Regions from separate parts of the Homo sapiens genome. Here region 2 is linked to region 1. Evidence: chromatin contacts called from ENCODE Hi-C or POLR2A ChIA-PET data. All regions are on one chromosome and are shown on one strand. The core of a region is the stretch at or near the end of the contact, and the rest is flanking DNA. Distances in the headings are between cores, read along the strand shown. Region 1 has its middle 18 kb from the start of LINC02639. Region 2 holds the start of LINC02660 (long intergenic non-protein coding RNA 2660).

Evidence for each region. A loop is a pair of places that touch in the nucleus more often than their neighbours do. ChIA-PET counts read pairs that join two places held with the same protein, here RNA polymerase II (POLR2A). Pooled maps may share reads with other maps.
Region 2: a loop to region 1 is called in a map of mammary epithelial cell, with 9 times the contacts of the local background. The contact joins the promoter of LINC02660 here to the enhancer-like site in region 1. A Hi-C loop is called at or near these places in 8 of 168 maps with a recorded cell type or tissue (B cell, GM12878, IMR-90 and 5 more), 10 of 37 single-sample maps with no recorded cell type and 15 of 50 pooled maps. POLR2A ChIA-PET finds 5 or more read pairs at or near these places in 10 of 52 experiments (AG04450, BJ, CD4-positive, alpha-beta T cell and 7 more).

What each region holds. Positions count from the first base shown.
Region 1 is chr10:3,850,777-3,853,988 of GRCh38, reverse strand. No RefSeq gene overlaps it. Among named protein-coding and RNA genes, the nearest start is that of LINC02639, 18 kb to the right of the region's middle. RefSeq lists enhancers at 558-1,757, 2,466-2,822. Within about 2 kb of position 1,493, at least 37 of the 41 ENCODE cell types and tissues checked have a DNase peak (open chromatin) inside an H3K27ac peak, as active enhancers do; they include B cell, CD4-positive, alpha-beta T cell, GM12878 and 4 more, where a contact is called at or near this core.
Region 2 is chr10:3,910,274-3,913,485 of GRCh38, reverse strand. It overlaps LINC02660 (long intergenic non-protein coding RNA 2660), which reads right to left and starts at 1,463. Exons shown (of 3, transcript NR_183984.1): 1 at 1,440-1,463.

The DNA.
Region 1 (3,212 bases), core at 244-2,743:
AAACCTTATTAGATGCAGCCCACACAGGCATTCTGCAAGGAGATCTCCGTCCCCAGGGCATATTCCTTTCCCAGGAGTGGAGTGGACGGTGCTAGGACCCAACAGCACACATGTGCAAAGTGTTTGGCCAGTGTTCTGGAACGCAGCCTGTGGCTCTTCAATAAAACTTTCCTCAGAGCAAACAAGCAGGCTCTAGAGGTAATCACACATAGTCTCTTATTCCCATTAGCAACCCCAAACAAGCAAGTGGCCTTACCCAAATAGTAGAGAAGCCTAGGTTATTTTTAAATCTGCTCAGTTGAGTGTGTTTCAGAATTTGTGATTTCCTAACAACAAAAAGCTTGGTACCACTGTTGAAATGACAGGAGAATTCCGAAGCAGGCGGAGCAAGGAGAGAGAGAGGCAACCTAGGGCAAGGCTCGCATTACAGATGAAGGCAAAGAAGGAAGCCCTATGTAGAGGAGACTCTTTCTGTCTTTGGAAAGTCTGATGAAAATCGGGTCTAGAAAACCAGCTATGACTTTGGAGATGAACAGAGGAATGCATTAGGCGGCTTTTCTCTCAACGTATTTGGCTTCCTGTATATTTAAAAATAAATGTCTTCCAAACTAGCTTCGAGGACTGCATCCACGAAAGCAGCCTGGCTGCAAAGCCCAGGAGGTCGCAGCAAGTCAGGGAGGTGGAGGCCTCTTGGTTTTCCATCATATTTCTCTGGAGGCTTCAGGTGCTCCAGGAGGGCACCGCCTGCTGAGTCGGTTCAAGTCAACACGACACAGCTGGAAACCCCACAGCCTGGGCAGTTGAGCCGCCGCTGTGTGGTGGGAACACTGCACCCCCTCTGAGCTCCCGCCACCCAGCCTTCCCAAGCCACGCTGCCACCCTCCTGCAGACCTGGGTGAAGAGGGGCAAGAGGCTGTCCTACAGAGATGCTGAGGGTGACAGCTGCAGAATCACCAAACCTTGCTTGGCTGAAAACAAACGTGAATTCCACATTTTAATAAAACAGAAATTTTAATCTTCTGGACACCTGATGATACAAGTCAACCTATTTCTTCTGAATCGCATCTGAAACCAGGAGTTATCACATATTTCAAGATAAAACCGGACCGGGCTTTAAATGTATGATATTATTTCATAATAAAATTTACTTTTTAATATACCTAATAACTGAAAACCTAATGCTACAGTCCGCCATGCTTTAAAGAGACTCACGTAATGACCTGAAGGAAAATTTCCCTCTGAGATAGTCATTTCTTGGACAACTCCTTTCATCTGTAAAGGAGGAAATGAGTCAGCTTTACTAAGCGTTATCTCATGATTGGTGTTTTGTTATTCAGTAGGCAGAGAACACATTTTGTTACCTATAAAGCCTGTTATTACCAAGGGTACAGGTCACTACTGAAACCTCCTCTTCAAACAACTACAGGTACTGTTGTCAAAGATCTTAACAGACTCTGATTGGAAAAGCGCCTGGCTGGTCACAGGACTGCATGACTCACCGCTCTGTTCAGCATTAGCTAAACACAAAGCTGAAAGAACAGAATCAGCTTCATGATGTCATTTCTTCTCTATGTGTCTTTAACATCGCTGAGATATGTTAGAGGTTGTTGAGTAATACACGAAGCTTTCAAATAAGAAGAATGTGTCTGAGATACTTAGAGTAAGAACACATTTCAGGGTTATGTTTGAATATAAACATAATACATGCTCCAGGAATTCAGGGTTTGTGTTATTTGTTGATACAAAGTGTTCCGCAAGGTTTTAGAGCATATACACTAATCACCTAGGTTGGTTAAAGTTTAACTCAACTGAAATATTTTGGACTTAAAGAACCACTTAAGATATCAAGTTCTCAGAACTGATTGAAAAGAAAGAGCTCTCATCTACAGTTACCTGAAACATACCAAAAATTTCCCTGCAAAGATCATAAATGTTTCAGAATCAAGGAGAAATATGAATACTGTTTCCATATAGGTGGTGGGATACATTAGTACCTTTCTCTCTTCTTTCTATTCTTTACATATATTTAAGGAGCAGCCATTGCTTTTCTAGTTTAAAAAAAAAGTAGAAAAAAAAGTTTTTCGTTTTTCTCAGTTAGCTCTCTATGGTGAAAAACTCAAAAGCCAAAATGATGGACTCAGTAAGTTGACAGCCACCTTAAATCTGTGTTGACACCTTTCTTTGTAATGTCAGCAAAACTGTGTGACTGAAGATGAGATCACTGTTTACCTAGCTCTGCTATTGGTCTGAAACGAGCAAGTGTGAAAGAAATTCCCATATTTATCTGTTGGTGTAACCCTTGCAGCAATCTCTCCTAAGAAGTTGAATCACTCATTTTGGTAAGACCCAGCCAAAGATGAAGAAAGTATATTTAATCCAGCTGATGAGACGACTTACTTGGGCCAGATTTAGTTGGAAAGTTGCATGCTGGGGCAGGGTAGGGAGTGTTTCATTTGGGAAACGTTTGGTATCATGTGAAAAAGTTATGTTTCTTTCAAATTGAGCAAATCACTATTTAACTTCCTTTTTCCAGCCTTGCCTGTTTGCTTCTGGGAGGCCTTAAGAAAATATAGAAGATGTGTCAGACTCAAAAGAGGAAGTTAAGAGTCTGAAATGAGATGCCACATTCCCCTTCCTTACTCCTAAGTAATATAGCTTGTTTGTTAAGAAACTTGCTTCTATACACATTGTCCAACTTGTTCTGTGAAAGTTGTAGCGTTCAAATAATGGGTAATTTGTCACTAAGTTGTACTTTCATGGAAATATCACTTGAGCAATAACTTTCTAATCTTTTTTTTTTGGAGACAGGATCTCACTCTGTCACCCGGACTGGAGTACAGCGGCACCATCTTGGCTTACTGCAGCCGTGACCTTCTGGGCTCTGGCAATACTCCCACCTCAGCCTCCCTAGGAGCTGGGGCTACAGGCACATGCCACCACGCCCAGCTAATTTTTGTAGAGATGGGGTCTCACCAACTTTCCAGGGCTGATCTGGAACTTCTGAGCTCAAGTGATCCACCCACCCTGGCCTCCCAAAGTGCTGGTATTACAGGCATCAGCCACCACGCCCCGCCAAGCAAGAACTTTTGCCCTCTCAGTCCTCCACGATCAGACGGAGTTCTGAGTCACTTTTATGCCCCCTTCACACAACTTCACGCCGACTGTTTTTCCTCGAGATACAGCCTCTGCTCCGTGCCCTGACTCAATGCCAG
Region 2 (3,212 bases), core at 214-2,713, 60 kb before region 1:
CTAAGCCTTCTGGTCAACCACTCTTCATTATTTTTGCCACTTTCTCCGGAAAAGTTGGGTTTCTTTGCATCCTTTTTGAAATATGTTACAGAGACATGAGCGCAACCCATGCCCTTGGACAGAGGTGTCCTGTCAAGAAGGCCCCATCTCTGGGTCTAGGCCCTGTGTGCCACTGAGGTCCCTGTAAAGCCCTTCTTTCCCAGCCCATCTGTCTGGGGTCACTTCTGGCCCCAAGCTCTTTTCTTCCAATATTTGTACCTAACAAGCCTTTTTTTTCTTGCATTTGTACTGTTTGAATTTCATCAAGCATATAATTGTGTTTGTTCCAATGGTAAAAATAATATTTTACTATTTACCTACTTTTTTCAAAGGGCATAGGTTCTCTAAATACTAAGTGGTAGGCAGTGTGCTGAGGGCTGGGGCTGCCAAGGTGAGTCAGAGAAACCCCTGAGTGTGCTGTGCTACCTGCCCGGTGCAGGAAACAGATATCCGAACAGACGATGGGAAAGAAGTGGGTTCTGTGAAGGTGAACAAATGTCCAGGAGGGACATGGGAGGCTGCCTCCAGGGCTGATCTAAACAGACCCCCACGCCTACCCCAGGTTTTCTGGGGGTTTTACTGCTGCTGCCGCTGATGTGAAAGGCGGTCCGTGATGTTGGTGCTCTCCCTTCCCCTCTCTTCCATCCTTCCCAGAACTCTGTGCCTTGGGCCAGGCAAGCTCAACCTTAAAGAGCGGAGGAAGAGGTGAGAAAGAATGAATGAATATTGGCCGGGTGCGGTGGCTCACGCCTGTAATCCCAGCACTTTGGGAGACCGAGGCTGGTGGGCCACCTGAGGTCAGGAGTTGGAGACCAGCCTGGCCAACATGGTGAAGCCCGTCTCTACTAAGAATACAAAAATTAGCCAGACATGATGGCACAGCCTGTAATCCCAGCTACTCAGGATTCTGAAGCAGGAGAATCGCTTGAACCCGGGAGGGAGGTGGAGGTTGCAGTGAGCCAAGATCGTGCCACTGCACTTCAGCCTGGGCAACAGAGCGAGACTGTCTGAAAAAAAAGAAAAAGAAAAAGAAAAAAAAGAATGAATGAATCTACTTCTTCTTCTGTTAAGACAAAAAGGCCCCTAATATTTTTCCAGAGGAAGAGATAGAAGAGGTAATAGCAGCTGAGAGCACCTAGAAAAAAACAGCACTTCCCAGCTGTAGCTCTCTCCAGTGAAAACGCTGAACTCAGAACAAGCATTGTGAAGTCGCAGGCGAGAGAGGCCAGCTCAGGAGGGCCCCCTGACCGCCCCAACAGACCCCACTCACAATCTCTGCTGCACATCTGCCCATGGAACAATGGCACTCCGAGCTCCTGCTCCAGATCCTCATCTTCAGCTAACAAATCAGAAAGATGAACGTCCACGGGCAACGCAGAAAACATCATAGAGATCCCTACCCAGGTTTGTCCTCTTGCTCAAAGAAAGAAGGTCGTGCATTCAGGACAAGTAACGACTTGCTGTAGCTTATCTCCTTCAATCCCAAATAGTTCTCATAGTTGGCTGAGAGAGGAGAGACCAGCCGCCTGTAATACCATCTATGATGCCTGCTCCCTTCTCTCCCTTCCAACATTTCTCCTTGACAACCCCACACCAAGAATAAACAGACGGGAAGGCAAAGATGAGCTACAAAGTTTTGAGCAACAAAGCAGGTCAAGTGGGGAATGAATACTCCCCAGCAAAACACAGAGGATCCGATTCAAGAGTTCATTGTGAATATAAGCACATAGGTTAAGCCTGCATACACCGAAAATAAAAATAACCATGCCTGATTTCAAGACTGAGACAGAAGAAAAAAATTACTCAGATAGATACGGTGGTCATCTTCACAGCCTTTTGAGCTAGCCAATATTCACTTCAATTGCCTGAGGTTTGCAGTAACTCGCTTTGGGTTCTAAAAGACACAGTGGGCTCACTGTCCCCCTTTGGGTGTCCCTCTCTGCACAGATAAACCAGCGGCACGCGGAGGGCATGAGATAGAAGCCTGTCCACAAGGGAGGAATTATCTTTTACAGGCAATCTGGGAGCACCATTGAAAAATGCTCTTCTGTGATGAAATTATGAATGCTTTCACATCAAACAAAAATGTATTGTCTAAACCCTGGGTGAATATTGGATGTCATTTTTTTTTCTGCTCAGCATTTTGATATAACTATGCAATAATCTCCAAGTAATTTCATGTTTACATACACCAGGTGACACACGGCATATGTGAAATTATGGCACTTAGGAATATTAAAGGCATCTAATGCATAATGAAAACCGTATATTGAAGAATAATTTTTCTTCTACAGTTTTATAAGCAGTTGACAAAAAGCTGACAGGAGAAATTCTTCCAATAATGGAAGTACTCTCAGGTTTAATTCTCTTATAACAATTCTATTATGCATAAAGTAAGACGGAAGAAGTCATTGGCTTATGATCTAAAGGAAAGCATAATCGCAAAACTATTGCAATCAATGCTGTTGAAAATAATTCTGCAGATAAAAATTTAATAATTTTATATGAAGATACACTGAATTACAATTTTAGGTCAAGTTGATCTTTCAAAGACAGACTGACTACCTTTTTGAACAAAAAAGACTATGCCACGTGGTATAGTTTATGTCTACCCTTTGTCTAAGGAAGCAAAATACATTTGAACAATTATTTAATTGAATCTACTTAACATCATTGATTATTTACACCTAAAATAACTGCTAGCTAAATATCAGGATTTCTGTCTTAAAATTGTCCAGATCATTTCCTCAGATCTCCAAAATGTTTTGCTAATAATACATGCCTAAATAAATATACCTAATTAAGCAAAACAATGCGGATTTGGTTCATTAATCCTCTTCATCAACAAGGTCATTTATTAAACACCTATTTTGTGCTAGCCATTAAAGGAAGCTCGTGCTAATGAGCCTTTCTCCTGATAAAAAGTGAAGAGTTTGGAAGAGGCAGACCATGTTTTCCGCAGCCTAGGCCACACCACGTCACTTTTTTTTTTTTTTTTTGAGATGGAGTCTTGCTCTGTCCCCCAGGCTGGAGTGCAGTGGCATGATCTCGGCTCACTGCAAGCTCCGCCTCCCAGGTTCACGCCTTTCTCCTGCCTCAGCCTCTTGAGTAGCTGGGACTACCGACCCGCCACTATGCCTGGCTAATTTTTTGTATTTTCAGTAGAGACGGGG